Regions from separate parts of the Homo sapiens genome. Here regions 1, 3 and 4 are each linked to region 2. A link is a contact called in ENCODE Hi-C or POLR2A ChIA-PET data. All regions are on one chromosome and are shown on one strand. Each heading gives the region's core, a stretch centred on a gene start or an enhancer-like site at or near the end of the contact. The rest is flanking DNA. Distances are from core to core; before and after follow the strand shown. Region 1 overlaps STXBP5 (syntaxin binding protein 5). Region 2 holds the start of SHPRH (SNF2 histone linker PHD RING helicase). Region 3 overlaps UTRN (utrophin). Region 4 holds the start of SF3B5 (splicing factor 3b subunit 5).

Region 1 (6,669 bases), core at 296-2,795, 1.4 Mb before region 2:
TTCACTGTAAAACAAATCTACCTTGACTTTGAGGTGACAGTATTTTTGTTCGCAGAGACTCTTTTTTAATAATTGCTGGATAATGCTACAAAAAATGCTCTTGCAGAACACAGACAGAAAACCCATGTTCAAGGATTGATAAGTGTTAAGTGTGGCCACAGTGGTAGGAGTGTGTAGTAAAAGTGAGAAGACAGCAAGACAGGCCAGGGCCAGACTTTAGAGGGTCTTCAAGTCCTGTCCACAAAGGTTTGATGTTGGTAGAAAGAACTCTCAGCAAGGTGGACTTTGAGTACTGATTCTGTTACTCACCAGCTGTCTTTTCACCTAGAAAGTGGGAGTATTACTACCTAGTCACAATGTGAGGAACTTGTGACTGCCTATGAAAAGTACTTTGCAGATGGTCAAATTAGACAAAGGTAATATATTTTCATTATTAAAGAATTAAGACAGGCTGGGTGCAGTGGCTCACACCTATAATCAGAGCACTTTGGGAGGCCGAGGTGGGCAGATCACTTAAGGTCAAGAGTTCGAGACCAGCCTGGCCAACATGGCGAAACCCCGTCTCTACTAAACATACAAAAATTACCCGGGTGTGGTGGTGAGCACCTGCAATCCCAGCTACTCGGGAGGCTGAGGCAGGAGAATCGCCTGAACCTGGGAGGCAGCGGTTGCAGTGGGCTGAGATGGCACCACTGCACTCCAGCCTGGGCGACAGAGTGAGATCTCCGTCTCCAAAAAAAAAAAAGAAGAATTAAAGGCCAATGAAGGTTGATAAGAAATATCTGGGGAAGATTAATTTGGTGAACATAGGTAAGACGAAGTAGAACAGGGTCACCAATTGGGAAGTTCCTGTGATTCTGATGTGAAACAAGAAAAAGGGAGATTGAAACACATTAATGGAGTAAGAACAGACAAGGCTTTACATTTCAGGAAGGCAGAAACCTTGCAGCTATTAATACTTTTAACACTGGCACAAAAGAGGTACTCAATATTTACTGAATGAATTGGAGGTTGAGTAGAGGTAGGGTAGAGGAAGAAAAGAAGAAACAGTGAATGTACAATCAGACAGAAGGAAGGGAGGGAGGGAGGGATAAAGAGGTAGTTTTAGGAGACCATGGGGTTAAGTTTGAGATGATGGTAGAGAACTACAAGTGAAACTAGTCAGCAGGTATGACTACCTATTCCCAAACCTCATGAATAGTTAAATCCATGCTGAACTAAACTTGTCATTAGGATTTTAGAAAGGAAGAGATAAAGAGGGGTTTAAAAGAGTGTGAGACCTTCTGAAACAATACCTGCTATACTTGTACCAGAAAACTTCAAGTGTACTTGAAAGGCACATTTTTTTAAAAAATGTGAACAATTTTAGTGTGTGACTGCTTTTATTGTAAAAAACTCTACTATGACTTTAAGTTAAAAACATTTTTGATTGCACAACTCTTTGCCTAGTAATTGCTGTAGCAAAACATATGCAAAGCCTGGTTACTTCCGCAATTCTTAAGGCTTCTGCCTTGAAATGACAGTGTGTGAGAGAACAGCAGGAAGACTACTCGATGTTGAATTTCCTGCCACCAAACTCAGAGGTAAGAACCCTTCTGAATTATTCAGTTGGTATTTCTAATGTGGAAGACCATGGCACCTCGTGTTTTGATGACATACATGCTAGGAAACAGCGAAAGTTGTTCAGACTTCAGGGTAAATGTGAATCACTGAGGGCACTGCTTATACGAATTGAACTACAGTTCACTTCTGGCTGGTCAAGGTTTGCAAGGCAATGCATTCAGAACTCTACACTGGCTGATGCAAAATTTCTGAATTATTCTTAGGGAAATACCCACTAATCAGCTACAGCTCTCCATCTCAAGCGACAGAGTAACAACTGAGGCATTTCATTTCTTCCCAGAGTCAGCCTTGACACAGGAGTAGACTGAAGGGTCTGAGTGGTCTATCTTCTACTTCTATGAATTAGGTATAGAAGGTTAGGGTCAAGGAAGTGTCCTCCCTCCCTCTGGCATATTAAATGTGCACGACAAATTCTCAAGAGCAGAACCAGGCATTCCAGGGATAATTTTAGAAGTACATATATGGGCACATTTAAGATTTAAGTGACCAGGACACACAGAACTCATGGAATTCTTATTTTAGTTAGTATAAGGAAACAAAAAAACGTTCTTAAGTAAAAATAAAAAGGCAGCCAAACATGATGCAAAATGGTAAAGGATGAGAAACCTAAGCCAAGAAATGAAAGCAGGTAAGTTACATTTTAAAAATATGAAATGGGAAGAGGGTGTTATGCTTTATTCTAAATGGTTATGGTATAATTTTAATGTTTTTAATATATTCAAGTTGATTTGTTTACTTTTTAAGGAAAAAGTTTTATAAAGAGTTCCATAATTTGTACAAACGTATTTTAAATGTTAAAGTGATGCGTAGAGCCTCACAGTTTCAAAATGATTGTTTGAGCAAGTACCTTGCAAAGGGACAATAAAAATAATTCAAAAACATAAAATTTCATTGCTAAAAGAAACAAGTCAAACGGCTGCCTTTTCTTTTTTACCTCTTTTTTTAAGAGACAGAAACTCACTCTGTCACCCTGGCTGGAGTGCAGCTATGATCATAGCTCACTGTGACCTTGAACTCCTGGGCTCAGGCAATCCTCCCACTTCAGCCTACAGGTGATGTCGCCACACCTGGCTAATTTTTTAAAAAACTTTATTGTAGAGATGGTATCTTACTATGTTATCCAGACTGGTCTTGAACTCCTGGTCTCAATCAATCCCCTTCCTTGGTCTTAAACAGCTGCTTTTAAAATGTTTCTTCAAATAAACCAATTGTAAACAAAGGCATTTTATATGAAAAAAGCCTCAATATTATATTTTAACATCAATTTTTGTTATACTTCTTACTTTAAGAAACTGGCCTCTAGGACTGTGGACCAAAACAATGTCAAGTTAATAAATACCTGCATTTATTTGAAGACTATTAAAAGAAAAAAATGAGGTATAAGTTGTTTGTGATTTTTAAAAAAATCACTAATATATAGATTTTAGACAAAAATGTCCAAAACTTGTACTTTATGTCTTTCACTAGCTTGTACAATATTCTACTAAAAGACTAGTTATCTCTCTCATGACTCTGTCTCCAAAAATTGGTCCTTTAGTAAGGTAATACTAGAGAATTATTATTACTAACAAATTAATTTTAAGATAATGGCTGAAGAAAAGGAAATAGTTATCATGCAATCCCTATGTTTACAATCTTCCCATGCATTCTTGTTCTTGGGTTTTCTCTAAAATCCAGAAAAAGGATCAAAATAACCATAACTGTATCAATAGAGCCATTACTTTATGATATTTTTTACTATGATTTGTTTATATTTCTAGTTTTAAAAATCAATACTTAAAATTTTAAGTAATGTTGTAATTTAAATGTATAACTTGATGTAACAATATATAACATTATCTATTAAAGTTAGTAAGAATTTGCATTTATGTGACCAGCCAAACCACCCCCCATGGCTGCCAAAAACAAAAATCAAGCATGTGTACACACACACACACACACACACACACACACACACACACACACTCAAATTAGCAGGACTGCTTCTCCACATCTGTTGTATTTTCTTGAGTGTCAGTGGAACTCCTGGGCTTCTCTCTACCCTCTTTCTAACTCTATCCCAGGAATGGTAGAGTCCCTATGTAGCCGGTAAATATGGAAATAATTAATGTAGCCCTCTCATTTTCCCCTCAACCTGTGTTCATTTGGGAGCAAGTCTGCCCAGGGGATGCATTTTCTTTTCTGCTGCTGCAAAGGCAGTGTTCTTAATACTGCCACGACTGGGAGGATAAGGCTATCTCTGTATACAGGTCAGTCAGTACCAGGAAACCTACCTGGCTCTTGTGCTAGTTGGCATCTTTACCTTTAACAATAATTAAGGTGATATTTTTAGTCACCATCTGAAATTATTTTATTTCTTAATGTGTTAAGAATACAGATGGGGGCCAGACACAGTGGCTAACATCTGTAATCCCAGCACTTTGGGAGGCCGAGGCAGGCAGATTGCCTCCAAGTTTGAGACCACCCTGGGTAACATGCCGAAAACCCATCTCTATAAAAAACTACAAAATTAGCTGGGCAAGGTGGTGTGCGCTTGTAGTCCCAGCTACATGGGAGGCTGAGTTGGGAGGACTGATTGAGCCCAGGAGGTCGTGGCTGCAGTGAGCTGTGATCACACCACTGTACTCCAGCATGGGCAACAGAGCGAGACCCTGTCTCTTTAAAAAAAAAAAAAAAAAAAAAAAAAAAAGAATCCAGATAGGTAAAGAGAAGTATAATTACTGGGCTCCTTCGTAGATTCTAGTAAGCAATTACAGGTGACAGGACTCTGGCTGAATCTCCTATGTGTGTCTTTAAAGTCTGAACTGCTTCAAAGTTCCATCCATTTTATAAAACATACTGACAGGGCAGTTTACCTCTATCTGACACCAAACGCTACTTCCAAAAAGAACTGTCCCTTAAAATATTAAGTCTCAAGATAAAATGAATTTATAAAGTTTTATTATACATGAGGTTAGTTGTTATAAAGTTTTATTATACATGAGGTTAGTCTACAAAAAACCAAAACAGAAGAAAAATTATTAAAGTAACTCAAAACAATGTAATTGCCTTATGAATCACTTGTCATATGCTCAAAGGTCTAAAGGACAGCTGTCATGTTATATTTTACTATTCATCTAGTGTTTTACTATCAGTGGTAATTTTAATACTACAATTTTGGACTTACTTTTGTTAACAGATAAATAATATTAAATGGAATAATTCCAGGCTAATCAAATTATAGGAGAAGAGTGGTTTGGGTAAGAGATTTAAAATTATTTATTTACATTATATAGTAATGTAAAAACTCAATGAAAAATAAAAGAGTTTTAATGACTGTTTTTTAAAAAACAACCCCCCCATTTTTTTTAGCTCTTGTCACCAGGTGGTCTACTATAACAATATACTGCTTATTAAAAATAATGTTACAAACATTTCTAAAGATCATATTTTGGTCTGTTACCCTGTGAGGGCAAGTAGTATTCAAAGCAAGTCTAGAACATCTTGACAGAAATTAAGGATGGTCACAAAGTTCTGAGGTGGTGTTAAGAAGACACAAACACCAACTTAAAAGAAGCTCCCTCTAGAAAACTGTGACAAAATCACGTTAAGTTGATTAAATTCAGTAAGTTAAAACAAATTGCCTATAAAAAATACCTAGAGTTCCACAGTGATATTCAAAAGGAAAAAAAACCATCAAATCACAGTCATTAGTTATTTTAGGATTCAGAAAAAACTGTTAAGATGTTATTGCGTGTATATCCCAGGATTGGCAAAGTGTATCCATACACAAAAGATAACAATTAATGCCAACAACAAAAAGGACTCTCCTCACATGTATCATTAATGGATTGGCTAATGAGACTCTCTGTCTACTGGGACTAACCAGCAGCTTAAAAGGAATTCTTATATTAAGTGACATTCCATTAAATAATTACAAAAGATTAATAGTGTGCCATAACATTCCATCACAAGTATGAAAAGTCCTCCCAAACAAGAAAGATGGCCATACCATAATCTCAGGTCCATGAACAATAAAGAAAACTCATAATTGCAGAACGAAGTCAGTATTACCTTTAAAATGGATTTGGGTACTGTTGTACTCTGCATTTTGGTTTGCTGGTTTTAACAGCTGCTGCTGGTTGCTGCCTTAACTATTATCCTTGCTCTTTCAGTCAGTAAAAAAACTGGAAAAAAAAGGCCTTTCTAAGAACAGAGGACAAAGACTCACCTATCAGGCTGGCCTTTAACTTTAACCTAGAAAGCCAAGGTAAGAGGTCTTGTCACTCTGGTCCAAACAGTACTGCTTCTCCTGTCAGTACTATTTCCTCTGACCTATCTTGTCATGAGAAAGCAGTGCATTGATGGTGTTTTTTCTTCAGGTAGGAAAAGAATTTAATGTTTTATACTGCTGGATCTCTGGCCACAAGCCTAAAAAACTTGGAGGCATCAGAAATTATGAAGTACAAATTAAATAAATCATTCTAATTCTGTTGAAGATAATGTATGTTTATATGGAATTGTTATTTTGTTAAAATGTCACTTCAGTAGTTGAAAACACTATTTCAGAAATATAGAAATACGTTACAAAAAATGCCCCAAAGACAAATTGTACTACGTATGTCATAAAAATTAAATGTAACAAAGGGCTTGGGAAAAAAACATTGAAATCAGAAACAAGGGCATTAACGGAACATTTACAATTTTAAGTATAAAGTAGTATTGAAGAAGTAATAAAGGGGAAAAGTGTAGAATTCTGTATTCCCAAGTCTCATTCTAGTTAAAACATGTGCTAGAACTACAGTTATAAGTGTGTATATTCTAGTACAGGTATGAGAGAGGGAGAGGAGAGAAAGAAAAACTTGATACCTTTCTGAGAAATGTAGCTGCTTAACCTCAATGGGTATATACTGTTTGGATCAGAGGTTCTCATCCTTGGCACTACTGATGTTTTGAGCTGGTAATTCTTTGTTGTGTGCACTGCCTTGTCCATTGTAGAATATTTAACATTATCCCTGGCCTCTACCCACTAAGTGTCAATAGCATCTCCCTTCCTCATGTTGTGTC
Region 2 (6,844 bases), core at 4,170-6,669:
TGTTAAACACTGAATATAATCTCCTATCTTTCCTTACCAGCAGATTCACCTTCAACCTTCTTGCTTTTACCTAATTTAAATCGTTGCTTTATTCACACCTAAAACAAACACTGTCATAGGTTCATGTCCATTGCAGCATTTTGTGTACAGACTACAAGTTTTGCTTTAGAAGTTATGAGAGGCAGAAGGAACACAGCTTGAGGTTTTAGTTTTCAGGCTGAGCTTGCAGCAGGGGAGACCGAACAAACTTTGGGCTTGAAACCAATCCAACTTGTAAATCATCAAGGAAAAATGAAACAAAATTAACAATTAAATCTACCCAGGTCTAGTCTAGGGAAAAGCTGTAAAGTTCTAAATATGAGGATTTGGGTTCAATTCGCACACCTCCTGTCCCTGATATATCCTGCTCATGCTCCTGCAAAGCATGTCCGACCCTTGGTACCATTTTATGTTTGGTTGATCTGATACCACTCCTTTCAGCATAGCTGATGACCCCTGCTAGCACCAATTTTCCAAGACCATGTTTCTTCTTCCCACTCTTTTTTTGGTACTACATGCATTCTACCAGTGGTTTTGGACGTTGTAATTCATTCCAGAATAGCGGAGACTTTGATCCTAATATTTTCAATTTGTCAGAAGGGAAAGCAGTCCCAAGACAGGTTGGTAGTAGGAATTGGCAACAAGGAGTCATCTTTGGGAATCCCCAATCATACTGGGTGGGCCACCTACTTTGTTTCCAGAGAGCTGGCAAAGGTAGGTAGAATACAGAATAAATTTCTCTAGTCATTTTGTTAATGATCTATTCAGGAGAACACAGTGTTTGTACTGAATGATCCTTATTGTTGATATACAAGCCCTATGTCATTAAGTAATGACACACCTCTTGCCTTCAGTTTGCCCATGATTACTTAGTAAGTTTGAGGACTAAGTTGTATATTTTTATTTGATAGACAACATGATTTAGTAATAAGAGACAATAGCCTAGACAGAGGAATAAAGAGTTTTAGGTCCTCTTGTTCTCTTACAGCTAAATTGTGGCAAATTACCAAATTTCTGAGTCTCAGATTGCTCTCCTGTAAAATGGAAATTTTAAAAGCCTATTACTAGTCTAGGGATCAAATAAAAAAATAAACATAAAAGGGCTTTGCAAAATATAAAGTTCTTCACTGATAAATCATCATTTATCTTGTTTCTGTCCCTAAAGGGAGTTAAATTTGTCTTAACTCCTCTACTCCCTCTCAACTAGTCCTCCTCCTTGAGAACAACTTAGAATATTCATTTGTAAAATAGATGCCCCAGTTAGGGGTATGGCTAGAATAAAGCCACTGTCCCTAAAAGAAAATGAACCTACAGCTAAAGCTAGTGAGACCATACAAGGAAGAAAGTGGTCTGACTGATCTCATGTTATAGTTTCAAGAAGGAGCAGATGAACTCCGTGAACACTGAGTTATTCACTGTCAAGATGCACGATGTCCAATCAGTTCATTCTGATTTGCGGAATGTCATTAGATCACTAGCATCTAATAGGTGGATGAACTCAGTGTACTCAGGGGTGAACAGGTGTCTCACAGCTGGGAGCTGCCAGAGAGCCAAGGTGCAATCATGAACCATGTTTTCTGAAATTAGCTCTGATGAAAAATATTATTCCAGAGAGAAATTTTTCAAAGAATAGGCAGAGCATTTGGTAAATATAGGATTGAACACTGGAAAATTTAAAAGAATTTTGTTTCATTCTAATCACTGAATGGTAGTATACAGAATTCCATCTCTACAGTTGAAATTGCATCTCCATACGACAGACAACTGGATCTGAAGTTTAATATCTTGCATGGACATTACCATGATTACATATATAAATTACCCCAATCAAGGTGAACAAAGGTGAAATGATGCTGTGCTTATTTTTAAATATTTCTGCCTAGCACTAGTTGGATAGACTCAGCCAAACTTTGGGCCTAATTATCTGCTCCAATGATGAGAAGTGACATAAAACTATCAAAGATAACCTTACTCAGCACATCATATGTTTAAATAGCAAGTTGCAAATTACACTTTCAGAAGCAAGGTTACATCACCTTGTATTTGATAAAATGATTGGTTTGCCAAGGAAGGAGGATCCTACTTGCCCACTGTTCCAGCATTAGCACTACTTTTTCCAGCTTGCCTCATAAATCCTGGAATAAGGTAACTGATTTCCATCTATAGGCATACCTTGGAGATATCACAAGTTTTGTTCCAGGCTACCACAATAAGGCAAATATTGCAATAAAGTAAGTCACAGGATATTTTTTTTGTTTCCCAGTGCATATAAAAGTGACACTGACACTACAATGTAGTGTGTTAAGTGTGCAATAGCATTATGTCTAAAAAAAGTATCTACCTTAACTTAAAAAATATTGTATTGCTAAAAAAAATCTTGCTTAAAAAATATTGCTTAAAAAAGTTGGCTGCAGCAATTGACTCTTTATTTCACAAAATATTCCTCCATGATATGAACTGCTCTTTGATAGCATTTTACCAACAGTAGAACTTCTTTCAAAACTCAAGTCAATCCCCTTAAACTCTGGACTGCTTTGTCCACTAAATTTATGAAATATTTTAAAATCTTTGCTGTCATTTCAACAACGTTCACAGTATCTTCCCAGGAGTATATTCCATCTCAGGAAACCAGTTTCTTGGCTTATCTATAAGAAGTAACTCTTCATCCATTAAAGTTTTACTATGAGATTGCAGCAGTTCTGTCATATCTTCAGACCCCACTTCTAATTCTAGCTCTCTTGCTGTTTCCACCACATCTGCAGTTACTTCCTCCATTGAAGTCTCAATCCCTTCAAAGCTGAGACTTTGAGTTCCTGAGAGATGGAATCAACTTCTTCTAAACTACTATTAATGATATTTTGACCTCTCCCACCAATCTCAAATGTTGTTAATGACATACAGAATGGTGGATGTTTTCCAGAAGTTTTTAATTTACTTTGTCTAGATCTATCAGAAGAATTCCTATCTATGTCATCCATAGCCTTATTACTTCTTAAATAATAAGATGTCAAAGTTAAAATTACTCTTGATCCATGGGCTGCAGAATGGGTTTTGTGTTAACAGGCATGAAAACAACATTAATCTCCTTGTACATCTCCATCAGAGCTCTTGGGTGACCAGGTGCATTATAAATGAGCAGTAATATTTTGAAAGGAATCTTTTTTTTTTCTGAGCAGTAGGTCTGAACAGTGGGCTTAAAATATCCTGTACATCTATGCTGTTAAGTAGATGTGCTGTCATCCACACTTCATTGTTCCATTTATAGAGTACAGACAGAATAGATTTAGCATAACTCTTTAGGGCCCTAGGAGTTTCAGAATGATAAATGAGTATTGGCCTCAAATTCAAGTCATTAGCTGCATTAGCCCCTAACAAGAGAGTCAACCTGTCCTGTGAAGCTTAGAAGCTATGAAAGTCCTAGATGGCCTTTTCTTTCTATAGAAAGCTGTCTTATCTACATGGAAAATCTGTTGTTTTGTGTGGCCACCTGCTTCAATTATTTTAGCTAGATCTTCTGAAAAACTTGCCACAGCTTCTACATCAGCACTTGCTCCTTCACCTTGTACTTTGATGTTATGGAGATGGCTTCTTTTCTTAAATCTCATGAACCAACCTCTGCTTGCTTCACATTTTTCTGCTACAGCTTCATCACCTCTCTCAGCCTTCACAGAACTGAAAAAAGTTAGGGCCTTGCTCTGGATTAGGCTTTGGCTTAAGGGAATGCTGAGGCTGGTTTTATCTTTTATTCAGGCCACTAAAACTTTTTCCATATCAGCATGAGGCTGTTTCGTTTTCTTATCATTTGTGTTTTCATTGGAGTAGCACTTTTAATTCCCTTCTAGAACTTTTCCTTTGCATTCACAACTTAGCTAACTTTGGTACAAGAGGCCTAGCTTTTGGCTTATCTCAGCTTTTGACATGGCTTCCTCACTAAATTCCTTCGGTTTTCGATTTAAAGTGAGAGATGTGCCACCCTTCCTTTTACTTGAACACTTAATAGTCCATTGTAGGGTTATTAATTGGCCTAATTTCAATATTGTTGTGTCTCAAAGAATAGGGAGGCCTGAAGAGAGGAAGAGAGACAGGCGCCAATAGTGAAGCTTTCAGAACACACACAACATTTATTAAGTTTAGCATCTTCTATGAGCAGAGTTTGTAATGCTCCCAAAAAACTACAATAGTAACATCAAAGATAACTAATCATAGATCACCATAACAGATGAACAGCAAGTGAACACATGCTGCTTGAAAAATGATGCTGACAGACTTGCTTGAGTAAGGTTGCCAAAAAACTTCAATTTATAGGAAAACATATTATCTGCAAAGTACAATAAAGGGAAGCAAAATAAAAGGAGGCGGGGATTTGCTTATGGAAACAGCTTCGTATCTGTGATAAAGGAATATACTAAGTAAAATATGGACTACCCTGGACTGTCTAACACAACTACAACCGATATTCACTTGGACAAGAACTTAGTTCAAGTGCTTCTGTGGTCACACAACCCAAAAGGCCTCCACAGCAGAAAAGCTGCTATTAGGTACTCACTAACTAAGTACTGAGTCCCCAGTGTTTCCTGAGGGTTATTTCACAGGCTCCTGACCCTGAAGCCTCTCAGAGTTATTCCAACATTAAGGTCACTTCTATGAGGAAGAGGTGAGAGGAAAAAAGACCAATAGTGGAAGGCCAGCTTCAGCGCAACACATGTATTTAATAGTTTCTCTCATCTTTGAATATTTATTCACATTTCCCTTTAAAGTCTGTTTTTGAGGGGGAGAAGCTTTATTCGTACCTACTTAGTGGCTGCTTTATAGCAGTAAAATAGATGCTTTTGCAGAATTCTTTTCTGCTTTTCTTTTGTGAGACGGAGTCTCATTCTATCACCCAGTGGGGAGATGTCGGCTTACTCAATCTCTGCCTCGCAGGTTCAAGCATTCTCCTGCTTCAGCCTCCCGAGCAGCTGGGACTACAGGCGGGTACTACAGGCGCGCACCACAACGCCCGGCTAATTTTTGTATTTTTAGTAGAGACGGGGTTTCGCTATCTTGGCCAGGCTGTTCTCCAACTCCTGACCTCAGGAAATCCGCCCGCCTCGGCCTCCCAAAGTGGTGGGATTACAGGCGTGAGCCACCGCTCCTGGCCCCTGCCTTTTTATTAGAGATACAAATCACACACGCCCTTCGCTTCAAGGGGAGCCCCGCCCCCTACTTCGGGCATTCGGCCATCCTGTGTTCTCTAATGGCGTGGGGCAGAGCTATCGCGAGACTCCACTGTATCCTCAGCAAGTTTTTAACAGTGTGAACTTGCGCAGAAGAGACTCATGAAGCCAGCGCAGGAGAAAGGGGGCGGGGTGCTCTGACGAGCGCGTTCGCCTTGACCCCACGCTACAGCGCGCGCCCGGCAGCTAGGCGCTGTGGTTTCTGGGTCTCCCGGGGGACCCCTACACGTTCCGGCAAAAAGCGCTCGTGCCCACCTCAAGCCCATGTTCGGTGGGTGGCGAATGCGTGCCCGTGATCTGCTGGGTCTGTAGAGGAGCGCAGGCCTGGTGCAAACAGACTCAAGAGGCTCGGAGAACCAGCTTGGGTAGGCGCTTGGGTGATGGAAGGTCAGGGGTCAGAGGTCGGGAGGGAGGGAGGGAGGTGGTCTTTGGCCTCCGGGACCAGGGAGGGAGGACGCTGGTTGTCCTGGAGCCCGGGAAGCTCAAGGGCTGAGAGGGAGCCGCTGCGCGAGTCTTCCCCACCTCTTCCCGATCCCGGACTAGCGAACTTCGGACCACCACGTCCCTCCGGGGATAAAGTGGGGTCGTGGGAAAGGAGGCTGTGCTTCTCCTCATGCACTGGGGCCTGCGGTGTTTGTCTCGAGCGTCCAACACACTAGGATCCGGGAGTCCGTCGTCACGCTCCTTGGCCTCGCGGTCGCTTGTTTGCTCGGCCTGCTGGGAGCGATCCGGCGCTGACAGCCCCGCTCAGACTCCGGGAGCCGCTTGTGGGTCTTTCGGAAGATAACTGAGTGGGTACCGTGCGCCGCAGATCTACCCCCGGAGGCTGGAACTGGGTCGCCGCCTCCCTTCTTTGTGCGCGGCATTGTATTAGTAAAAGGGGAGGCAGAGGTTTCTCAGTCCCACTCAAAGTTCTCCGTTACCTTTGGAGCCAGATTAATTACATTCGAATTCAGAACCACTCTTTGACATTGTACAGTTTGACTGGTAGTTGCTATGTTTATGAACGAAGATAGGGTGTTATTTGATGATTAATAGTCACTGTATAATGATCAGTTAAATAATGACCAGGAAGCTTGTGCCCTTTTTCCAAGTAGTTTGACATTAGCACGAGGTAGAAATCCGAGATGTTTGATGCCTTCCAACTTGTACTTAAGGAACTTAAGGAACTTGGGGCTTTTTCTGAACAAAATAAGATAAAGTTATTACTGTTACTTTAAATTATTCCAGTGGGCATTAGTAGGAATGATGAAACTCTTGAATAGAAACGATCCATGATATCTCTACTGTCACAAAAAAGACTATTTAGTTTATGATTAGTAAACATGCTGGAGACAGAGCAGTCCTGAGCAGTATTGTAATGATTATGTCTGTGCTCGATAACCTGCACTTTCTAGAGCTTTAAAGGACCAGTTAACCAGTAAGCTGGCAATTGAGAATAAAATAGTTTACTTTTGAGAGATGCTCTTGTATATCCTCTTTGTCCACCCGAAAGGAGCTGGACTTACAGAATTATTAAAACAAAACTTTTATTATTAAGAGTTTAGGCCAGTAAGATTTAGGGGAAACAATTTGCTGGTGAAAAAGCT
Region 3 (6,844 bases), core at 1,893-4,392, 1.6 Mb after region 2:
GGAGCACATACCTATAGTCCCAGCTACTCAGGAGACTGAGGTGGGAGGATCACTTGAGCCTGGGAGGTCAAGGCTACAGTGAGCTAAGACTGTGTCACTGCACTCCAGGCTGGGCAACACAGCGAGACTTAGTCTCAAAAAAAAAAACAAAAAAAAAAAACAAAGAATAAGCCACAGTTCAGGAGATTCTCCCAGGAGTGTCCCCATCTGGCCTCACATCCACATTCACACACACACACTCAGCCCCTGATGAAATTCTCTTTCCCAAAGTTCTCAACCTGCCTTGCCTCATAAGGACACCACTGCCCTGGAGCCTTGTCTCTTCTGAGAGGTCTGTTCAGCATTCCCCCAGATCAGCCACCTGTTCCCCTGTGACCTTTTCCTGGAGTGTCTTCCAAGATGACAGCCACTGTTCAGCCTAACATAGCACACTCTCCTACATCAGCAAAGACCATAACTAAGCCTCTGTCCAATCTTCTTCCAACTTCCTGTTACTCAAAGGAACTAATTCATTCATTCATTCCACAAGCAGCTACTGAGCCTCTTCTGCACATCAGGCACACATTCAGGTGCTAGGAGGCAGCAGTAACAAAGCTGCCTCTACTCCCTCCCATGGAGCTTTCAGTCTAGTGGGGGACGAATACATTCCCCTGTACCCTCCACATTGGACACCCTTGGCTGGCTTTTGACAAGCTACAGAGCAGGGCCTCAGTCCAATCAAGTCACGATCTCTGACTGTGGGGCACAAGCATGTTGGTGATTCTAATGGGGGACCCAAGTAGTGAATCTTTTAACCCTTCCATCTAAAAAGGAAACAGCTGACATAGAGTCCTGTCAGCAGGCAAGAAAGCAGGAAGGATGGCAAAACGAGCAGGGCTCCCAGGAGTGGTTTCCTGAGCAGTGGCAATTTCCAGACATGAGTCATCTGGGCCTTCATAGATGCCTAAATGGCCAGTCCCGCCTCCAAATTATTCATTTCACATTTTCAAGCTTGTTTTGAAACTTTGGTTTATCTCAGTTATATTATTGTTAGCATCTAGTGAAAATGATGATACAGCTGGATAAAGATAGAGATCGATAGATAGATAGATGATAGATAGATAGATAGATAGATAGATAGATGATACATAGATAGACAGAGAGATAGTGATAGAGATAGAGATCTATTTTTTTTTTAAACAGAGTCTCGCCCTGATGCCCGGGCTGAAGTGCAGTGGCGCAATCTCAGCTCACTGCAACCCCCGCCTCCCGGGTTCAAGCGATTCTCTTGCCTCAGCCTCCCAAGTAGCTGGGATTTCAGGCACCCACCACCACACCCAGCTAATTTTTGTATTTTTAGTAGAGACGATGTTTCACCACATTGGCCAGGCTCCTGGCCTGAACTCCTGACCTCAGGTGATCTGCCCGCCTCGGGCTCCCAAAGTGCTGGGATTACAAGCATGAGCCATTGTGCCTGGCTGAAAATATTATTTTTAACATTAAATTTAATGTCCTTATTTCTAACAAGATGACTAAAGAGCCTACACTATGGACACACACAAAAAAATCAGTTCAATAGCAACTGATGAGAGGAGAATCTAGGCCCTTGTGAAATTGGAAATCATGTACACATTGGTTTTCTATTTTTATTAAAATAACATGCACTGAAATACATTTTAATTTTAAAAATGCTATTTTCCTAAAGCCTTTTGATTGGTCATAGGGCAGGAAAGAATGTTATCTAAATGAACCAGAACTCAACCAGCACAGCATTTAAATATATTTAACACTGTAGCTACTCATTTAAAAGCCTGCTTTTTTATTTTATTTTTTTTTTTTTTGAGACAGAGTTTTGCTCTTTCACCCAGGCTGGAGTGCAATGGTGTGATCTTGGCTCACTGCAACCTCCACCTCCCAGGTTCAAGTGATTCTCCTGCCTCAGCCTCCCAAGTAGCTGGGATTACAGGCACGTGCCACCACGCCCGACTAATTTTTGTATTTTTAGTAGAGACAAGGTTTTACCATGTTGGCCAGGCTGGTCTAGAACTCCTGACCTCAGGTGATCCGCCTGCCTTGGCCTCCTAAAGTGCTGGGATTACAGGCGTGAGCCACCGCCCCCGGCCAAAGCCTGCTTATTATTTAAAGGTTTGTTTGTACTTTTCTTCTAGCTGTCTTCTGATTTCAATCATTAAGGTTACCCTAGACCCTTTGTAGCAAGACCCTTTGATGAAGACTAGCTGACCACAGAGACTCTTAATGGTGGGGAAAGAGAGAGGATTTAGTGACAATCAAAGGAAATCTTCGAAAGGCCACAAGCCTGCAATTGCTGCCCCTATGCAGGTTTTTGAGACAAGGTATCCCTCTGTTGTCCAAACTGGAATGCAGCGGCATGATCGTGGCTCACTAGTCTCAAACTCCTAGGTTCAAGCTATCCTCCCACCTCAGTCTCCTAAGTAGCTGGGACCACAGGCACATGCCACCATGCCTGGCTGATTTTTAAATTTTTTGTAGAGATGGAATCTCCCTGTGTTGCCCAGAGTGGTCTCGAACTCCAGGCCTCAAGTGATCCTCATGCCGCAGCCTCCCAAAGTGCTTGGATTACAGGTATGAGCCATTGTGCCTGGCCCGCGTGGAGTTTTAATTCAGGTCCCTGAGAGGTATTTTGATGTTGTGTTGGGATCACATGGTTATTTAAGAAAGAAGTAACAGTTAATGATGAGAATTGTAGCACACCAGTCTCCTATGCCACTTGTTCAAGAAACCCAATTCACTAAGAAAATATGGGCTGCTCCAATCATTTTGGTTTGAATTTGCTCTGCAGAGACAACGCTACAACCCCTTACCACCTCATTCACTGAAGCTAAGAAGGAAAACATTAAGAGGGAAAGAGTAATTCCACAAGAAAGGAAAACATTGAAAAAGAAAACCAACCAGTCTCAAAGTTTTTTCATAGTGACAACATTCATGCATGATATGTATGATCGAATAAAACACATCACTTGGGGTTTTTCCCCTCCAAAAGCTCATACAACCAGTACACACATGTATACATTAAACAAGATATGAACATCTAAACTGATCAGAAAAACTAAGTCACCCCGGAAGTAAACTTCAGCGAGAGAAAAGTGCACGACACTTTCCCTGCATGAAGTTATGCATATGCATGTCTCATAGACAAGCCTGCACTGAAACAGAAACCCCAGCACTCATACTGTCCCCCAAAGTACAAACGTTTTATTCTCCCCTTTCTCAGGTCAAAACTAAATATTTCAAGAAGTAAAATGCCTTTTTAGCCAACAGAGTAAATCAAATACAATATGGGATGAGGTCTACCAATACTCAACACCACAAAGGAGGCTTCTTCTCTAGATGGCAGTAAACAGCACAGAGTAAGCTATTTTGAAAATACAGGGAGGTAAAGTGAAGCATATTTGCTACCACAAATATAGGGATCCTGGAAGGCTTCTTCCAAAGAAACTAATAACTCTGGTGAATTATCACTTCCTGAAGAGAAGTGTGAAGCAGACAGCGTTGGTCTCTACTCTTGAGGGTCCACAACAGACGTGGCAGCAGGAAAGACAGGCTGTCTGTTCCCGTCACCAGCCTGGTCCTAAGCTTTGTTACTTAACAAAACTGAATGAAAGAACCCTGTCTTCATAGACGTTTCTTAAGAAAACCTCACTGGCTGGGAGTCGTGCAAGTTGACAAACTTACCTGGTAATCGCTTGCAAGCCTGGAGAGCTACATGCCCTGGCAAATCCAATCTGCACTTTTTCCAATGAAACGTGGTGGCTGCCAGGCCGCTCATCACCTACATCTGCTTAGATGATGAGGAAAAAGATGTGGAGGAAGTGGACAACAAAAGCAGCCTTCGAACTGCACACTGGGATGTCCTGTGTTATTTTGGGTTTTTTTTTTTTTTTTTTTTGGTGGCTTTTATTTTTCCCATGAGAGGATCTGACTAAACCTAACCCCACCTCCTCTAAACACCAGAGAGGAAGTTACACTTTGTAGTCAGTGAAAACTCCTTAGGCAGGTTTTTTGTTTTTTTAATAGTCACAACTAAGGGCCTCTATTCATGTTCCTATGACAGAGATTATAACTTTGCTTCCTGTTTTGACAGTATCAGCTGGGAAGGGGCACTCCACCCACCTCCCTACCCACTGCGTAGATAAATAAAGATGTTAGAAGGCGTTTGCCCTGGGTATACAACTGGCCTTAGGAGTTTCGTTACATATTAACTATACTTCAAAGAATAAATTGGACTTATTATTTCACTATAGTAGTTATACACACCTTGGGGAAGTAAAACTGAAAAGGATTTCTTCTTCATCCCTTAGAATTCGCTACTAGGGAAAAAATAAACTTAACCATATGCAGCTATAAGAGAAGAGGCCACCATTTAGACAAATTTTTCCAGCCTATTCTCTTTTGTGGTCACCTTGCTCTCTTTATTATCATTATTTTTTTTTCACTCGTCACCCAGGCTGGAGTGCAATGGCATGATCTCAGCTCACTGCAACCTCCGCCTCCTGGGTTCAAGTCATTCTTGTGCCTCAGCCTCCCAAGTAGCTGGGATTACAGGTGCCCACCACCATGCCCGGCTATTGTGTGTGTGTGTGTGTGTGTGTGTGTGTGTGTGTGTGTGTGTGTGTTTAGTAGAGACGGGATTTCACCATGTTGGTCAGGCTGGTCTCGAACTCCTGCTGTCACTTCTGCATGTGTCCACCACATACATGCAAAAAGCAAGGAAAATCATTATTCATATGATCACATCTACTTTCTAGTCCTTCTCTCATTCTTTTTCTTGCTTGTTGTGAAATAGAAATCTTCTACTTATTAGCAAAGACTTTTCATAGAATATGTATCTTTGTCAGGATACACACAGGTTTGAATTCAAAGGTGTCTCTCATCCTGCTACTGTACTATGATACAGAAAAGAGAAACTAACAGTACCTCCCCTATGCTCCTCCTCCTCATCTCTGCATTTTCCTTAGACTAGTAGCTGTATGACTCTGGCAAAATACTCTCTCTCTCTCTCTAAGCCTCAGTCTCCAAATCTGTAAAATGGACGGGCTGACTTCACCTGTCTTCTAGGACTGTCACAGGGAGGGAGACCGGGAAAAGCACAGTGATACAGATGATGTCCCATAGTCAATACCCATTGATCTTTTTTTGCATCAAACTTTATTGATATATAATTCATATATTATACAATTAGCTCATTTACACTGTATAATTTAATGATTTTTAGTATTGTCAAAGAATTCTACAACCATCACCACAATCGACCCCCATCCCTTAGCCCAAGGCAACCACTAAAATCTACTTCCAGTCTCTATAGAGTTACCTATTCTGTACATTTCATATAAAAGAAATCATACAGTATATGGTTTTTTGTGACTAGCTTATTTCACTTAGCATAATGCTTTTGAAGTCCATGCATGTTGTATTATGTATGGGTATTTCATTTATTTTTAAAATATTCCATTGTATTGATAGACCATATTTTATTATGTATTTATCAGTTCATGAACATTTGGGTTGTTTTTATCTTTCAGCTAATATCAATAATTCTGCTATGAGCATTTGTGTACACGTTTTTGATGTGGGCATACATTTTCATGTCTCTTGGGTGTGGCGGGTGTGTGTGTGTGTGTGTGTGTGTGTGTGTGTATGTGTGTACCCAGAAGTAGAATTGCTGAGTCATATGGCAACCCTATGCTTAACCTTTGGAAGAACTGCCAGACAGCTTTCCAAAGTTGCATCCTTTTACATTCCCACTAGCAGTGTATGTGGATACCCATTTCTCCACATCCTCACCAATATTTGTTATTATTTGTCTTTTTTATTATTGCCATCCTGCTGGGTATGAAGTGACATTTCACTGTGGTTTGATTTGCATTTCCTTAATGGCTATCGAAACCCATCTTTTATCCATAGCCCAAAAATGTCATTTCTAGAATCAGGACTAAATATTCAAAATACAGAACAGCCAGTGAGGCGTGGGCACCACCTAGTCAGAACGGATACTGGCTACAATGCTGAAGTGAGGTCCTGAAGGTGTCCATCTTTAACAGTGGCTATTTTCCAATAGGAATCAAAGACTTTCAACATTGTTCCTGGTACAGCTGTATGGGTTCATACCAGCTAAATATTGCTGGCCTTCATACTTCTATCTATAGTAAGAGGCTGTGAAAGAAGTTGGCCCTGCTTCCTCTACCAAAGGGTTCTTCTGAAAACTGGTAAGGAAATGAAATTCTGAATGTAAATATGACATTTCAATCTTTACAAATCAGTTCTTTCCACCTGTCTTTATGTGTCTTCCTCTGAAATAGAAACAGGCACAATAAAAGCAGCCTTTTGTCAGTAAATAGTCATAACTGTTTATAGGAAGAATTGTTAGACCAGATGTGATTTAAGATTAAGGATCTCAAATTTTGAAGGTAGCCAAGGAAGACAAGTTAAAATTTAGACACTAGCAACAATTTCTCCTTCCCTCTCAAAAGTGCAGTACTGGGAGAATAGTAATTATTCAAACAAATCAACATCAAAGAGATCTTTTTTTTTCAGACCTTACTGTGTTTGAGCAAATTCATGTACAATGATGTTAATTACCTTTTTCCTAAAACATTCTATCTTAGGATTTATTTTTTGATCCCCCCAAAACTAAACAGAACAAAAACTATACAAAGTACAACAAAGAAAATATCAGAAGGCTATTAACTTTAAAAAATAAAAACTTTTTTCCTTATTTTTTGATGTAAGGCCTTGGGCCTTGCAACATGTATTAATAATATGACTCATCCATCTTCTAAAAAATTTCCCATGTCCCAAGGCTATACTCTGTAATCCATTGTCTTAT
Region 4 (6,958 bases), core at 1,153-3,652, 1.9 Mb after region 2:
TAAGCAACATACTTTTGGTGTCACTATCCCCCATCACCCCCAGATGGGACTGTCTAGTTGCAAGAAAATAAGCTCAGGGCTCCCAATGATTCTACATTATGGTGAGTTGTACAATTATTTCATTATATGTTACAATGTAATAATAATAGAAATAAAGTGCACAATAAATGTAATGCACCTGAATCATCCCGAAACCATTGCCATAACCCCTGTCCGTGGAAAAATTGTCTTCCACGAAACCAGTCCCTGGTGCCAAAAAGGTTGAGGACCACTGCCCTGGAGAAACACCTTCACATGTATAAGAATATTTATTTCGGCATTGTTTCTAATAACAAAAATACGAAAATAAATGCCCATCATTGAGAGAGTGGACATGTTATGTTATACTAATTAAGTGACATACTGTATAGCAGTAAACAATGAACTAAAGTTACATAACATGTAACATGAATACTGACAAGGGCAAAAAGCAACTTTTATAACAATATAGACGGAGTGTTATTTATATAGAGCTTTAAAACTTGCATAACAAAAACAACTATTGTGCATGGATACACACTTTCAGCAATCAAAAAAACAGGCTCCATAGAAAAATGGCAAAATGTTAAGGTTTGATACATCTCCCACAAGTATGCCTGGCAAAATTCTTTACATTTTAGGAGTGAAACATTTGTTATAACGAAGTTTAAACAGCAGAATAAAATTATTTTCAAGTTATCTCCTTCCCAGTAAAGTTTTCCTTCTCTTCGGTTGTAATAATTTATCCATTTATCAAATTTTTGTTTTGGACTTTTTTTTTTTAAAAAAAGGATCTTTTTTTCAAGTAGCTTCTACCCATGTAAGGAAGTTATTAAACCAAACAGTAGGACATAAAGCAATAATAAGGAAGAGACGTATAACTTGCAAAGAGGAAAGAGAGTTTACATCTGTCTGGAGCAGCCAGAGAAAACTCTAAGGAGATGCATTTGAGCTGCCTTTAAAGGGAGATGCGTTCACCAAGGGAACAGACATTCCACGTAGAGGGAATAGCTTGTACAAGGAAATGGGGATGGACACAACAGGTAACATGGAGAAATACAGTTGTCCCTCAGTATTCGTGAGTGATTTGTTCCAGGACCCCCATGGATACCAAAACTAGAGGATGCTCAAGTCCCTGATATAAAACGGCTTGTATTTGCATATACGCACATCCTCCTGTATAGTTTGTCTCTAGATTATTTAACATACCTAATACAATGTAAATGCTATGTAAATAGTTGTTATACTGTATTGTTTAGGGAATAATAACCTTAAAAAGTCTGCATTTCGGTACAGACTGATATTTTCCCCCAATATTTTCAATCAGGTTGGTTGAATCCACAAAACCCACTGAATGGAAGAGCCAAGTAGGGTGAGGTGAGGCCTTGGAGGGAGGATATCAAAATAAGTGGCTAGAGAGGAAGGAGGAGCTTGAGGTGGAAGCCGGAATGTGTGGGAACTGGTGCTGTACTTGCTCACCAAGCACCCTGGTTAGAGCTGAAATAACTCTTTTATGCCACAAACTCCTAAGAGACATAGTTGGGACCAGAACTGGCGCCTGCTGACTTCTGGGTAATCCATCCCCGGTTGTGAAGGGACGGCCGTGCCGCCACGACGGCTCCGAAATACACCAAGAGTTTATTTTCGGGGCTGCTCGTAGTCCAGTCATTCTTGGGTTTCCCATTTCCTATCAGCCCCAAGCCACCCACGGATGCTCCCCACCTCCAGACATCGCCCTCCACTAGGTCCCCAGATCACTTTTAAAACGCGACCAGGGGCCGGGCGCGGTGGCTCACGCCTGTAATCCCAGCACTTTGGGAGTCCGAGGCGGGCGGATCACGAGGTCAGGGGTTCGAGACCAGTGAAACCCCGTCTTTACTAAAAATACAAAAAAACTAGCCGGGCGTGGTGGTGTGCAACTGTCATCCCAGCTACTCGGGAGGCTGAAGCAGGAGAATCGCGTGAACCCAGGAGGCGGAGGTTGCAGTGAGCCGAGATCGCGCCATTGCATTGCAGCCCGGGCAACAGTGCAAGACTCCGTCTTAAACAAACAAACAAACAAACAACAGAACGCGACCAGGAGTCCCGGAAGCCTGCGTGCACGAACTCCCAAGACCACAAGTCCCAGCATGCAACGCTCCTTGTTGGAAAAGGGCCTCCCTTAGCCACTAAGTGGACCATCATGCAACATTCTCTGATGGGGCGGGGATCTCCATGGAGGGGGGAGGCACACTTGTTGCGTCGCCTCAGCAACTCCAATTGCGTGACAGAATGTGCTTCCGCTTCCGCCTCTGAGCCCTATGAGCGAGAGTTACGCTACTTAGTCGTTGTGACGCCATTCTTCTGCGACGGCGCGGACCTGGAGCTTCCGCGCGGTGGCTTCACTCTCCTGTAAAACGCTAGAGCGGCGAGTTGTTACCTGCGTCCTCTGACCTGAGAGCGAAGGGGAAAGCGGCGAGATGACTGACCGCTACACCATCCATAGCCAGCTGGAGCACCTGCAGTCCAAGTACATCGGCACGGGCCACGCCGACACCACCAAGTGGGAGTGGCTGGTGAACCAACACCGCGACTCGTACTGCTCCTACATGGGCCACTTCGACCTTCTCAACTACTTCGCCATTGCGGAGAATGAGAGCAAAGCGCGAGTCCGCTTCAACTTGATGGAAAAGATGCTTCAGCCTTGTGGACCGCCAGCCGACAAGCCCGAGGAGAACTGAGACTCTGCCTTACCACCGCAGTGCGGGGCACCTCTCCCAGCGTTTCTCCGGTTTGCCAATCCTCTTAAGTATTCCTGTCTCCAAAGGACCGGCTCTCCATGGCTCCTGCGCCTCGTGCTTTCCGCGTACAGAAGTGCTTGCCCGGGGAGTCCCGCCTGACCTGCCTTCATGTGGACCCTTAGAACAGCACTGGGAGACCAGCAGGACTCCTGAGAACTGTGCTGGTGGAGAGGTCCTAGAGCCGGCGAGCGTTTGAGAAGAGGGCATGGCGCTGGAGTGAGATGGGATTTGGCGTCTCGTTTTTGGCTAATTGATTGTCATTGGCTTTTTCCATAAAGTTTAGAAATCGTTCAGTCTCTTGGTGTGAACTTTCTGTGTTAGGGTGGAAGGCTCCGGAAAGAGCTGAGCGGGAAGTGGGTTTGGGTGAGGGAGCGCATGCCAGTGTCCATGGCCAGGCACTTAGATCCGCCGTGTCTACCTTTATAATTAATTCCCCGACTGCCACTTTTCCCAAGAGCGTTATTTTCAGGCCCACAATGCCTTCAGTATTGAAATTTGTGGTTATTGTATCCCATCTTCTTTTTCTCCTGTTTTAAAACTCTTTGCAGTCTTTGCTGTCATTGTCCTCCCTAGCCTCTTTAAAATGCATCCTTTTTTTTTTCTTGGGAATTTGTGGCCATGTCTCCAGAAATGACAAGCTGGCAAGCGAGTTCATCCATTCTACATTCAACAAATATTTGTTGAGCTCTATGTGACAGGCATTTTCCCGTGTTCTTGGGGCTTACATTATGCTGGTGGTGGAGAAAGGAGGTCAAACACTAGATGTAATAAGCAAATGTTAGAAGATGCTGCGGGGAGGGGAGAACAATGTATGTGGTGCGGGTGGGAGTAGCTGGTAGGGCTGTAATCTTAAATATGATGCACAAGTTACTGAGATGGTGACATTTGAGCAAAGACTTCAGGAAAATGAGGGAAATGGCCATGCGGAAAACTGGAGAAATTGCTTTCCATGAAGAGGGAACTGCCAGTGCAATGGTACTAACGCTGGGAGTATGTATGGTTTATTGGAGGAACTTCAAAGAGGCAAGCATGGCTGGAGGGAGTGAGTAAGGGGAAAAGTAGAGGGACAGGTAATGGAGGGGAAAACAGAGTAGAGTCTTGTAGGACAATATATGAACCTCTGAGGAGCCATTGGAAGGTTGTGGTTTTTTTTAATTTTAGTTTTTAAAAACACGAGATGGATCTTGATATGTTGGCCAGGTTGGTCTTGAACTCTTGGCCTCAAGCAGTCCTCCCACTTCAGCTTCCCAAAGTGCTACGATTACAGGTGTGAGCCACCACTGCAGACCATTGGAAGGTTTTTACGCAGAGAAGTCACGTGACCTGGCATAGCTTAGCTCAGTGGTGGCTTTGGAACTCCAGGCTGGAGTGCAGTGGCACGATCATGGCCCACTGCAGCCTCAACTTCCAAGGCTCAAGCAATCCTCCCACCTCAGCCTCCCAAGTAGTTGGTACTACAGGTACGTGCCACCATGCCCGGCTAATTTTTGCATTTCTTAGTTTTTTTGTAGAGATGAGGGTCTCATGTTTCCCGGGCTGCTCTTGAACTCCTGGCTCAAGCAATCCACCCACCTCAGCCTCCCAAAGTGCTGGGATTACAGGGGTGAGTCATTGCTCCTAACTTTTCGTTACACTAGAAAATTGTAGAAGACACCAAAGAGCCTCTGTTTATGTGGATTGTGGCTATTGATATTCACCACCATAGAAATGAAAACAAAAGTTTTAATTCATTGAAAAATAATGAAAATTCTCAGAAAGGTCAATGGTAAAAATAATGATAATAAAACCATTTCATGTTAACAAAAACTTTTTTTGTTTTATGAAAAATGGCAATTTACCAAGACATAATTTAGTGAGAAGAATGGCTTTTAAGAAAAACCGGTTTTTCAGAGGTCTTCTGTGTTTGGCTTAATAGAGGACAGCTTGATTCCCATATTTGCTTTTGCATTCAAACTGTTGGGATATGAAATTTTTGTCGAAGTATGAAAAAATCCACTTCTCATAAATATTTAGTATAGGAGCAATATTTAACTTTTTCAAATAGATGTACATATACTTCTTTGATATTATACTAAAACCCAACAAGTGGTAGTTTCTTAAAGGTTAGTTACAACATGGAATCTGAAACTGGTTTAATGAACTTTTTATTCTGTTCCATTAAAATTCATTCATGTATGTTGAGCTTTGAATGGATCTTTTACCCATACCTGATTTGGAACATCATGCATCAGTCATCTGAAAAGTAATGGGTTACTGAGTTATACAGACCTTCCAAATGTTGTTACATTCATTATACATATCAAAAATCACATTGAGTAATATCATCCCTGTCTCAGGAAGGTTTTATAGTATTGGGAAACTGAAAGACCTACTGTGAAGGTATAAGTTTTCCACAAGTTTAAGTTTTTACTTGATAGCTTGAACTTGATCAAGCTATCAAGCATGAGGTTGATAGCAAATATTATTGTTTTCCTTTAAGTGAAAGGCCCACTTGGTTCATTTTCAAGAAAATGTCTGCCAAATACATACCCAATACATACCCAAGTCTGAGTAACAAGATACAGTTTGTCATTTTTTTCTTGTAAATATGTGCCTTGAGAAAAAAAAAAAAAAGGCAGCCAATTCAATTTGCAACTCAAATAATAAAAAGTGTTTTTCCTTGAGAAAACTATTGTCCTTTGGTAGGCAGCAGAAATGCTTTATGCATATTATGAATTTCATCACACAGAATATTAAAAGACATCTTAAGGGCTAAGATTTCATAAAGTTAGCAATTTTTACTGCTTCATCAAGCACATTCTTAAGTGAAACTGAGGTTTTTTGTTTTTGTTTTTACTGAGGGTGCATGGCAATGAAGTATACAATGACTAGCAATACATTTTTGTGCCCCTCCATTGATTCATGCTAAGTGCTGGTAGTTTTATCACTATTGCTTTTGCACCATCTGTGCAAATGTTAATGGTAAGAAAGGCAAGTAAAATCTTACTTTTATGAAAATAGTTTTGGCTTCAGTTTCCCTGGGATTTCTTTCTTACCATTTTTACTGGAAAGAATGACTATAGGAGATTAAACTATGGTTGTTTACACTTGGGTATCTGGCAGATATTTTATCAAAAATGGATGAAATTGCCGGGCGTGGTGGCTTATGCCTGTAATCCCAGCACTTTGGGAGGCTGAGGCGGGTGGATCACAAGGTCAGGATATTGAGACCATCCTGGCTAACACAGTGAAACCCCATCTCTACTAAAAATACAAAAATTACCTGGGCGTAGCGGCGTGCACCTGTAGCCCCAGCTGCTGGGGAGGCTAAGGCAGGAGAATGGTGTCAACCCGGGAGGCGGAGCTTGCAGTGAGCCGAGATCGTGCCACTGCATTCCAGCCTGGGCGACAGAACGAGACTCCATCTCAAAAAAACAAAAACAAAAACAAAAAAAGAATGAAATGGGCCATCGCTTCAAGAAAAACAGTTGAACTGTGGTTTCAGATGATCCCTCTGGCTGCTGTGTTGAGAACAGACTGGGGTAATGTAAAAGAAAATAGATTGTAATAATTGGCAATTAAATAAAAATGTCAACACTAATTTTTTTTCCTCTTTAAAGAGTAGCAGAGTCAAACTAAGTCACCATCCTTACAAAACTTGATAAAGGTATACAAAGTGTCATTAGAGTGAGCTCCTGTCCCCAATTCAAGGCTGTAGCAGTAGAACAAGAGAGATGACAGCCTGCATTGGAGATAGAGAGGAAAGGACTGGATATATGGTATGGGATAGCATATGTAAAGAAATGAGTAACATGTACAGTAAGAATTTAGAAGGAAGTCAGTAACTTAAAGACCTCCATGAAGAGTGAGGTTTCACAAAGGCAAGGATTTTGGTCTTTTTTACAAACCAATATATCCTAAGTATCTAGAATGATGTCTAACACATCCCAGGTGTCCAATAAATCTTGAGTGTTGAATATCAAAGGACAGGGCTTAATCCAGGTGATATATTGGGCCCATGCTAATTCATGTTCTTAGGCAGTCTTTAACTTTACCATAATAGGTAATACCAAAGAAGAGCCATTTGAAAGCATGTTTCCTATAGTATTAATAACAGCTAACATATTGAGCATTTTTATGGTGTGCTAAGTGTTTTGTGTGATCTTTGGGAGGTACTGTCT

Evidence for each region. A loop is a pair of places that touch in the nucleus more often than their neighbours do. ChIA-PET counts read pairs that join two places held with the same protein, here RNA polymerase II (POLR2A). Pooled maps may share reads with other maps.
Region 1: a map with no recorded cell type shows a loop between it and region 2 (10-fold over the local background). The contact joins the enhancer-like site here to the promoter of SHPRH in region 2. A Hi-C loop is called at or near these places in 1 of 37 single-sample maps with no recorded cell type and 6 of 50 pooled maps. POLR2A ChIA-PET finds 5 or more read pairs at or near these places in 1 of 52 experiments (activated T-cell).
Region 3: a loop to region 2 is called in a map of naive thymus-derived CD4-positive, alpha-beta T cell, with 9 times the contacts of the local background. The contact joins the enhancer-like site here to the promoter of SHPRH in region 2. A Hi-C loop is called at or near these places in 1 of 168 maps with a recorded cell type or tissue (naive thymus-derived CD4-positive, alpha-beta T cell), 1 of 37 single-sample maps with no recorded cell type and 8 of 50 pooled maps.
Region 4: a loop to region 2 is called in a map of CD8-positive, alpha-beta T cell, with 29 times the contacts of the local background. The contact joins the promoter of SF3B5 here to the promoter of SHPRH in region 2. A Hi-C loop is called at or near these places in 3 of 168 maps with a recorded cell type or tissue (B cell and CD8-positive, alpha-beta T cell), 1 of 37 single-sample maps with no recorded cell type and 18 of 50 pooled maps.

What each region holds. Positions count from the first base shown.
Region 1 is chr6:147,317,472-147,324,140 of GRCh38, reverse strand. The region is part of intron 16 of STXBP5 (syntaxin binding protein 5); the gene reads right to left. Among named protein-coding and RNA genes, the nearest start is that of STXBP5-AS1, 120 kb to the right of the region's middle. Within about 2 kb of position 1,545, at least 7 of the 41 ENCODE cell types and tissues checked have a DNase peak (open chromatin) inside an H3K27ac peak, as active enhancers do.
Region 2 is chr6:145,962,933-145,969,776 of GRCh38, reverse strand. SHPRH (SNF2 histone linker PHD RING helicase) reads left to right here and starts at 5,419. Exons shown (of 30, transcript NM_001042683.3): 1 at 5,419-6,046. RefSeq lists enhancers at 4,943-4,992, 4,544-5,531, 5,443-5,662, 5,773-5,902.
Region 3 is chr6:144,341,154-144,347,997 of GRCh38, reverse strand. The region is part of intron 2 of UTRN (utrophin); the gene reads right to left. Among named protein-coding and RNA genes, the nearest start is that of UTRN, 59 kb to the right of the region's middle. RefSeq lists enhancers at 1,963-2,463, 2,464-2,964, 5,818-5,877, 5,898-6,037, 6,058-6,237. Within about 2 kb of position 3,142, at least 18 of the 41 ENCODE cell types and tissues checked have a DNase peak (open chromatin) inside an H3K27ac peak, as active enhancers do.
Region 4 is chr6:144,091,017-144,097,974 of GRCh38, reverse strand. SF3B5 (splicing factor 3b subunit 5) reads left to right here and starts at 2,402. Exons shown (of 1, transcript NM_031287.3): 1 at 2,402-3,091. The coding sequence starts at 2,478. The coding sequence ends at 2,738. RefSeq lists an enhancer at 1,953-2,652.